2 separate regions of the Homo sapiens genome follow, and region 2 is linked to region 1. A link is an interaction called in ENCODE POLR2A ChIA-PET data of the cell type or tissue named here. Cell type or tissue: Panc1. All regions are shown on one strand. Each heading gives the region's core, and the rest is flanking DNA. Links, peaks and the distances in the headings are about the cores only. Region 1 has its middle 51 kb from the start of PRSS23. Region 2 overlaps ME3 (malic enzyme 3).

Evidence for each region. Peaks named below come from ENCODE experiments on the same cell type or tissue, not always from the same donor. Only the 100,000 strongest peaks of a DNase experiment are listed, where the experiment ranks them.
Region 2: POLR2A ChIA-PET joins it to region 1 with 5 read pairs; 3 of 35 experiments call an interaction of 5 or more read pairs at or near these places.

What each region holds. Positions count from the first base shown.
Region 1 is chr11:86,746,927-86,751,327 of GRCh38, reverse strand. No RefSeq gene overlaps it. Among named protein-coding and RNA genes, the nearest start is that of PRSS23, 51 kb to the left of the region's middle. In Panc1, for the core only: a CTCF peak has its summit at 1,677 (motif pointing right); no DNase peak of the experiment used is centred there; H3K27ac peaks cover 3,535 bases.
Region 2 is chr11:86,655,001-86,659,401 of GRCh38, reverse strand. All of the region lies in intron 2 of ME3 (malic enzyme 3), which reads left to right. Among named protein-coding and RNA genes, the nearest start is that of ME3, 15 kb to the left of the region's middle. In Panc1, for the core only: no CTCF peak of the experiment used is centred there; no DNase peak of the experiment used is centred there; H3K27ac peaks cover 571 bases.

The DNA of each region.
Region 1 (4,401 bases), core at 300-4,299:
CTTGCAGGGAACTGAATGCACCAGCAGCAGCCATATGAGCTTGGAGGCAGATCCTGCTCCAATTGAGACTCAGCTGAGACTGCAGCCCCAGTTGACACCTTGATTGCAGCTTCATAAGATCCTGAATCAGGGAATCCATCTCAGCTGTGCCTAGACTCCTAACCCGTAGAAATGGTGAGATAATAAGTATGTATTGTTTTCAGCTGCTAAGCTTGTGGTAAAATTGTCATGCAGCAATAGAACATGAACACACAAGGTTACAGAGACTGAAGAGTACCAGGCAGTTGTGGCGACATGTGTGACGGCAGCAGCAGCAGCAGCCTCCTGACATGGGCTGTAGCCATGGTGGACTGAATGTCCTTGAACTCAAAAGTCCAGCGGTGGCCCTCAACATTCACTCTTCCATACCTTTCGACAATTTTATATTTATCAATTCTCTGCATCAAATCCCTTTCTTCTTGAATTACCCAAAGTGATTTATATTTCCTGTACTGAATCTTAGTTTATATCCTCATCCTGCTTCAAAGCCATGGTTCATCTATCCCAATATTTAATCCTGCTGATTACCCAAAACATTTTAAGCAAAAACAGAGTAGTTTCTTTTCAAAATATCAGGTAGAAAGGAAATGATAGTCATTAAGCAATGCTATTTCTTTGAATAGCCACAACAACCCTTTAAGGAAGGTAATACAAATCCCATTTTATAGAGGAGAAGACTGAAGCTCAGACCTCATTTGGTTCTTTAAAATCACACATCTTGTGAGTAGCACATAGGGGTGTAATTCTAGGTCTAACAGACAACTGACTGCACATTCTTCCCACTACCCCATTCCATTAAGGACATCTGCGTTGCTATATGTCTTTTCACTCATTCATTCCTTAAATTTCTATTGCATTTCTGCCATGATGGATGCAGGCACAGAATGCTGAGTATACAGTGAAGAGGGACATCAAATCCTCAAGTGTACAGTGAAGAGGGATACCAAAGCAGATTTTAGGACAAAGGGGCTCATAGTGGTGGCTGACACAGCTCCAGGAACTCTAGAACAGTGCTGCCAGGCAGGGACACTGGCAGAAATGCTCACATGCCTCAGCGAGACCTCAGGCAGCCTTGAGCAGACACAGAGCTGACCCCAGTGATGCTCTGTTCACACTACCAAGCCACGATGCAGTTCCCAGAGGCCCCTCACTCCTTCTCCAAAGCTGCCAGCTGTCAAGCTCCAGCAGGCCATAGGCTTGTTTTATTTAGTGTTGGCTCTTTGAAATAAATGTGCTTCTCATTAATTAAGTTTTTCAAAAATGAAATTGAAAACCTTTGATTTACTTTAAAGACAGATCTGGCTAACCCATTAAAGCTTACTCAGCTCTGCTATTAGGAAAGAAAAAGAGGTTTGAGAATTCAAATCTCTGGCAGAGCTTAAAGTAGGTAGAATGCCAAAATAGCTCAGCTTTAAGAATCTATTTTTTTAAGTCCTATAATACTCAATTTTCTCATCAGAAAAATGGGATAACAATAATTCCTACCTGACAATATGATTGTGTGTGGACTAAATAAGGTAATATGAATGTTCCTGCCTATGGTGTGCCTCCCTTGGAAATATTCCATGCCCTTCTCCTTCACTCTATCATGGGCTGCAGGGGGCATCTCTCAGCTCCTGTTTCAGCTCTTCCCCCTGCGTGTGGTCAACAGGAGGCACTGGTGGGCAATAGTAGGGTGGAGGATTGTAGAGTGGGAGGCAGGGAGCAGCAGAGTATTACTCCTCCTCCCTTCTGATGAAATCTCTAGCAGCCACTGCCTCTCCTTCATGGGGCCATCTTCTTGGAGGGATGTCCTCCATGGTCTGGTTCGGCAAGTAAACCCAGCACACTTGCCCAAAGAACACCATGCTACCACCTCCCTTTCTTCCTCTGCCTAGGGTGCCAGCGGCTTCTGGGCAGCCTCATCACTGCTTCTTTGGCGTCTCCCATCTTCCATCTCTCCTTTAGCCATTTTCTGGGTTTTGTTTGTTTGTTTTGAGACAGAGTCTCACTTTGTCACCCAGGCTGGAGTGCAGTGGCGCGATCTCGGCTCACTGCAACCTCTGCCTCCAGGGTTCAAGTGATTCCCCTGCCTCAACTCCTGAGTAGCTGGGATTACAGGTGCCTGCCACCATGCCTGGCTAATTTTTGTATTTTCAATAGAGAGGATTTCACCATGTTGGCCAGGCTGGTCTCGAACTCCTGACCTCAAGCAATCCACCCACCTCAGCCTCCCAAAGTGCTGGGATTATAAGCATGAGCCAACATGCCCAGCCCATTTTCTGGTATTAAATTCTCTGTTTTAAGTACTTAAAGACAGTTCTGTTTTCCTTGCTGGACCCTGTCTGCTGCATTGAGCGAAATGCACTTGCCTGGTGGGATTTATTTTCTCAGTGAATGATTAGGCAAGATAGCAGGCAAAAGAAAGGGGGTAAAGATTAGAATATGAAGATTGCTTAGAGACAGTGTGGCTTCATAGTCTGGTGTTTGGTGAACAGGTGTTCAATAAAGGAAAGCTATGATGAAGAGGATTGGTCCCCTTCTGCTTACGAAGAATAGAATGAGAAAAATGCTTTTGAGTAGGATAGAAGGGTAGAGAGACCTCATGTTTCTGTTGGCTATTAGCAGCCCTGTCCAATGCCTGGAGCCTGGTTCTGGGTGCTGGGAAGAGCTGACCTCAGCCAGTGAGCACCCAGGCTGTGATCACTGAGCTGTCTGGAAGGGCTGGTCCCTCCACACACAGTGTACCCCTAATGAAAAGCAGATTTTTCCACCCCCACAATTGGGGTGAGATCTCCTCCTCCTCACCCTAAGAACAGAGGAAGAATGTTCCAAGAATATTTGCCATAGCTATTCAACCAAGATCTCGTTTTCACATTCCTGTTGACAGCTTTCCAGCCCTGGGCTAGTCTGTTGTTTTCGTCCTGTGGCCACCCGACTTCCATTCCCAGCACAACCCAAGTCAGAGGCACCCAGAATGACCCCCATCTCCACAGCAGTAAGCGCTTGGCAGTCTATGCCACTGGGAAGGAAACTGTTCCTGGCCTGAGCTTGTGCTGTGAAAGGGGAAGGGGAGGTGAGTTAGCGCATCTTTATAACCAAGTGCCCAGGATGGTGTTTGGCACACTGGGAAGGAAAAAGTATAAACAGTCCCATGATGTAGTCTCTGAAATAAGCTTCCCTCTCTGGTATCTGAATACCACCTCTCTGTTATCTGAATACCACTAAACTGCCTGCGCAATGACTGTGCCAGTCACCTTACATACACTATTGCTTAACCTCATAACCACCCTATAAGGTGGGGTTTTCGAGTCCATTTTACAGACAATGGAACGGAGGCTCAGAGAGGTCACATCTTTCAGGTTCCAAAACCTGCATTATTTTAACAATTCCATACCACCTCCCTGACATTTTTGTGGCCAAATACTCTGGGCTGGGCCTGGTGTCTCACACCTGTAATCCCAGCACTTTGGGTGACTGAAGCAAGTGGATTGCTTTGAGCCTGGGAGTTTGAGACCAGCCTGGCCAACATGGCGAAACCCCGTCTCTACAGAAAATACAAAAATCAGCTGGGCATGGTGGCAGGCACCTGTAATCTCAGCTACTCAGGAGGTTGAGGCAGGAGAATTGCTTGAACCTGGGAGGGAGAGGTTTCAGTGAGCTGAAATTGCACCACTGCACTCCAGCCTGGGTGACAGAGTGAGACTCTGTCTCAAAAAAAAAAAAAAAAAAAAAAAAGGGAATACTCTGTGCAGACACATCACATACTTTGAAGCTGCTCTCATCAAAAGCTTGGGTGGACCCCAGTTGACAGAGCAAAAGAAAGAATGTCTCTGAGCCCAATGGAATCCACTGCAGTCACTCCCCAGGGTCTCTCCTACAACTGTAAATCTAAATGCCAGCCATTCCCTGAGAAACCAGAAGCCAACCGCAGAGATCATGAGCTCGATGGAGAGAAGGTTCACATGGATATGCTTACCACCACCCTGAGATTGCAGTTGTGGGTGCCTTAATGGCTGGGTGAGAACCAGGTTTTTGTTTTTGAGACCAGTTACCATTATACTGAACAACCATTACAGTAAAAGAAACCTAAAGAACTAAGCAACAGCCAATAAATATCTATCTGATGAACATTGTCTCCAACTTTCCATTTCTATAGTCTGAAAATTCAGTCATTGCAAAGGCAATCACATTTAAGCGTAGTACTCGAATCTTTAGGGCACTGAGCCTCCACCTATGTCAATGTAGGAGACTGGTCTTTCACAGAAACTCATCCCAAACATTTCTGAGAAGCCCCAGGGATGCTTTCAGGTGTCCAAGAAGCAGTGCTGGTGGTTTCTTGCCAGGTGTAGCAGCTGCTGCCTGAGGCTGCATGCTGCTACC
Region 2 (4,401 bases), core at 327-4,326, 92 kb after region 1:
ACTCCCTCCTTGAGTGATGTCTGTCTCTTCTACCTACCATCTTTGAAAGGTAGCTCTTTGCCTGCCATCTTGAAATAGGGTCTTGAATCAGCCTCAGTCAACTTAGGCAGAGGGCTTTTGAGTCTCTCCATAAAAAAACTTGAATATTAAAACAATGCAGATGAAGTGCTTTAATATTAAACAACGTATGTTGCAAACCTAAGCATCTGTTGAGGTAGCTCCTGCTGTCGCTCCTGTGTGTCCGTTTCTGATGACTGTGTGAGTTCCCAGTTGCCACCCTCCTTTTGAATTTTATGTATTTCTTTGCAGTAACATGATCTTGAAAACATTACACAAACTGACAGAAAGCTTAGCCTTCATGTCATACTCTCCTTTCTTATCTCTTTTATTTTTGGTCTATTCTAGGCAGTAGATTTTTTTTGACTGGTAAAATCACTTGAGGTCACAAGGACAGTGAATAGCAATGCAGTTGCTGTTGATGAAACAGGAGTAGAGATGGTTGGTGTAGAGAAAAACCTATTAATAGCCATTTTTAGAAACAGACTTTTAAATCCACCCATCAGAGCTGAAACATTTCCCCTGTTCTCACACTCCCAGAGCTGGCAGCAGCTTCTCCTCATGTCTGAGGAGCCTAGCCATGCTTGTGGGAGATGATGGCATGGGTGCCAGTGGGGCAGCTGGCCAGGTGGTGCCAGGAGCGAGGGCCTGCCAAGCAGAGGGGCAGTCCTGCCTCTGGTAACTGGCTTTGACTGCAGGACTGGAGGGTCCAAGCATCCTTAGCCACTCTCTTGTTAACTGAGCTATTCAATGTTCTGTGATCTACTACTGTCAACTGGACAGAGTCAGCTGCCTCCTCTGGGGCTCAAAATTACTGGCACAATCACATTAAAAATAATAACAATCACATATAATGCCTACTGTGCCAGTTACTCTTACAGGTGTGTTACATATATTATTTGCAAGCAGAGGAAAAATTGCAGGCTGAGTGCAGTGGCTCACACCTATAATCCCAGCATTTTGAGAGGCTGAGGCAGGTGGATCACTTGACCTCAGGAGTTCGAGACCAGGCTGGACAACATGATGAAACCCCATCTCTACTAAAAATACAAAAATTAGCTGGGCTGGTGACGCATGCCTGTAATCCTATCTACTCGGGTGGCTGAGGCAGGACAAATGCTTGAACTCGGGAGGTGGAGGTTGCAGTACGCCAAGATCGCGCCCTGCACTCCAGCCTGGGCGACAGCATGAGATTGTCTCAAAAAAAAAAAATTGTGAAGAAGGTAAACTTTGCCTACATCTCTCCCATCTCCTGTTTTCATGGCCTCTTCTTCCTTAAAGACCGCCTCATATATGAGGCATATCCTGAGGTTCTTCATGGTACCCCTAAGATGCTGAGGGTTGCCAACCTAAGAAGAGCTATTCATCTTACATTATCCTGCTTCCTGTCCTAGAACTCATGTCTTCTTTACTTGCATCCCTGAATCCCTGTCCATCCATCCATCCACCCAATGTTTACTGAGCACCTGCTATCTTCTAGGCACTGTGAGGTATTGAGAATAACATCATAAGCTTGCCAGCTATGATTCTTCTTATTGCTGAGTGTACAATCTAGTGAGAAAGACAGATAATAAATAAGTGAACGAACAACATTATAAAGATGGTTATTATTTTTTTTCTAAAGGAAAATGATACCTCAGGAGTCTTTCTTCTAGTTTGGTCACAAGTTAATACCATAGCAAGCATGTAATTGTGAACTGCAGGGCTGCATTATCTTTTTTTTATTATTATACTGAAGTTCTGGGATACACGTGCAGAATGTGCAGGTTTATTACATAGGTATAAACGTGCCATGGTGGTTTCCTGCACCCATCAACCCATCATTTACATTAGCTATTTCTGGTAATGCTATCCCTCCCCTTGCCCCACACCCCCTCCTACAGGCCCCAATGTATGATGTTCCCCTCCTTGTGTCCATGTGTTCTCATTGTTCAACTCCCACTTATGAATGAGAACATGTGGTGTTTGGTTTGCTGTTCCTGTGTTAGTCTGCTGAGAATGATGGCTTCCAGCTTCATCCATGTCCCTGCAAAGGACACAATCTCATTCTTTTTTATGGCTGCATAGTATTCCATGGTGTATATGTGCCACATTTTCTGTATCCAGCCTATCATTGATGGGCATTTGGGTTGGTTCCAAGTCTTTGCTATTGTGAATAGTGCTGCAATAAACATACATGTGCATGTGTCTTTATAGCAGAATGATTTATAATCCTTTGAGTATATACCCAGTAATGGGATTGCTGGGTCAAACGGTATTTCTAATTCTAGATCCTTGAGGAATCCCCACACTGTCTTCCACAATGGTTAAATTAATTTGCACTCCCACCAACAGTATAAAAGCGTTCCTATTTCTCCACATCCTCTCCAGCATCTGTTGTTTCCTGACTTTCTAATGATTGCCATTCTAACTGGCATGGGATGATACCTCATTGTAGTTTTACTTTGCATTGCTCTAATGACCACTGATCATGAGCTTTTTTTTTTTCATATGTTTATCAGCCGCATTAGTGTCTTCTTTAGAGAAGTGTCTGTTCATATCCTTTACCCACTTTTTGATGGGGTTATTTGCTTTTCTCTTGTAAATTTTTTTTATTATTATACTTTAAGTTTTAGGGTACATGTGCACAACGTGCAGGTTTGTTACATATGTATACATGTGCCATGTTGGTGTGCTGCACCCATTAACTCATCATTTAACATTAGGTATATCTCCTAATGCTATCTCTCCCCCCTCCCCCCACCCCAAAACAGGCCTTGGTGTGTGATGTTCCCCTTCCTGTGTCCATGTGTTCTCATTGTTCAGTTCCCACCTTTGAGTGAGAACATGAAGTGTTTGGTTTTTTGTCCTTGCGATGGTTTGCTGAGAATGATGGTTCCCAGTTTGATCTATGTCCCTATAAAGGACATGAACTCATCATTTTTATGGCTGCATAGCATTCCATGGTGTATATGTGCCACATTTTCTTAATCCAGTCTATCATTGTTGGACATTTGGGTTGGTTCCAAGTCTTTGCTATTGTGAATAGTGCCACAATAAACATATGTGTGCATGTGTCTTTATAGCAGCATGATTTATAATCTTTTGGGTATATATCCAGTAATGGGATGGCTGGGTCAAATGGTATTTCTAGTTCTAGATCCCTGAGGAATCGCCACACTGACTTCCACAATGGTTGAACTAGTTTACAGTCCCACCAACAGTGTAAAAGTGTTCCTATTTCTCCACATCCTCTCCAGCACCTGTTGTTTCCTGACTTTTGAATGATTGCCATTCTAACTGGTGTGAGATGGTATCTCATTGTGGTTTTGATTTGCATTTCTCTGATGGCCAGTGATGGTGAGCATTTTTTCATGTGTCTTTTGGCTGCATAAATGTCTTCTTTTGAGAAGTGTCTGTTCATGTCCTTGGCCCACTTTTTGATGGGGTTGTTTGTTTTTTTCTTGTAAATTTGTTTGAGTTCTTTGTAGATTCCGGATATTAGCCCTTTGTCAGATGAGTAGGTTGCGAAAATTTTCTCCCATTTTGTAGGTTGCCTGTTCACTCTGATGGTAGTTTCTTTTGCTGTGCAGAAGCTCTTTAGTTTAATTAGATTCCATTTGTCAATTTTGTCTTTTGTTGCCACTGCTTTTGGTGTTTTAGACATGAAGTCCTTGCCCATGCCTATGTCCTGAATGGTAATGCCTAGGTTTTCTTCTAGGGTTTTTATGGTTTTAGGTCTAACGTTTAAGTCTTTAATCCATCTTGAATTAATTTTTGTATAAGGTATAAGGAAGCGATCCAGTTTCAGCTTTCTACATATGGCTAGCCAGTTTTCCCAGCACCATTTATTAAATAGGGAATCCTTTCCCCATTGCTTGTTTTTCTCAGGTTTGTCAAAGATCAGATAATTGTAGATACGTGGCGTTATTTCTGAGGGCTCTGTTCTGTTCCATTGATCTATATCTCTCTTTTGGTACCAGTACCATGCTGTTTTGGTTACTGTAGCCTTGTAGTATAGTTTGAAGTCAGGTAGCGTGATGCCTCCAGCTTTGTTCTTTTGGCTTAGGATTGACTTGGCGATGCAGGCTCTTTTTTGGTTCCATATGAACTTTAAAGTAGTTTTTTCCAATTCTGTGAAGAAAGTCATTGGTAGCTTGATGGGGATAGCATTGAATCTATAAATTACCTTGGACAGTGTGGCCATTTTCACGATATTGATTCTTCCTGCCCATGAGCATAGAATCTTCTTCCATTTGTTTGTATCCTCTTTTATTTCATTGAGCAGTGGTTTGTAGTTCTCCTTGAAGAGGTCTTTCACATCCCTTGTAAGTTGGATTCCTAGGTATTTTATTCTCTTTGAAG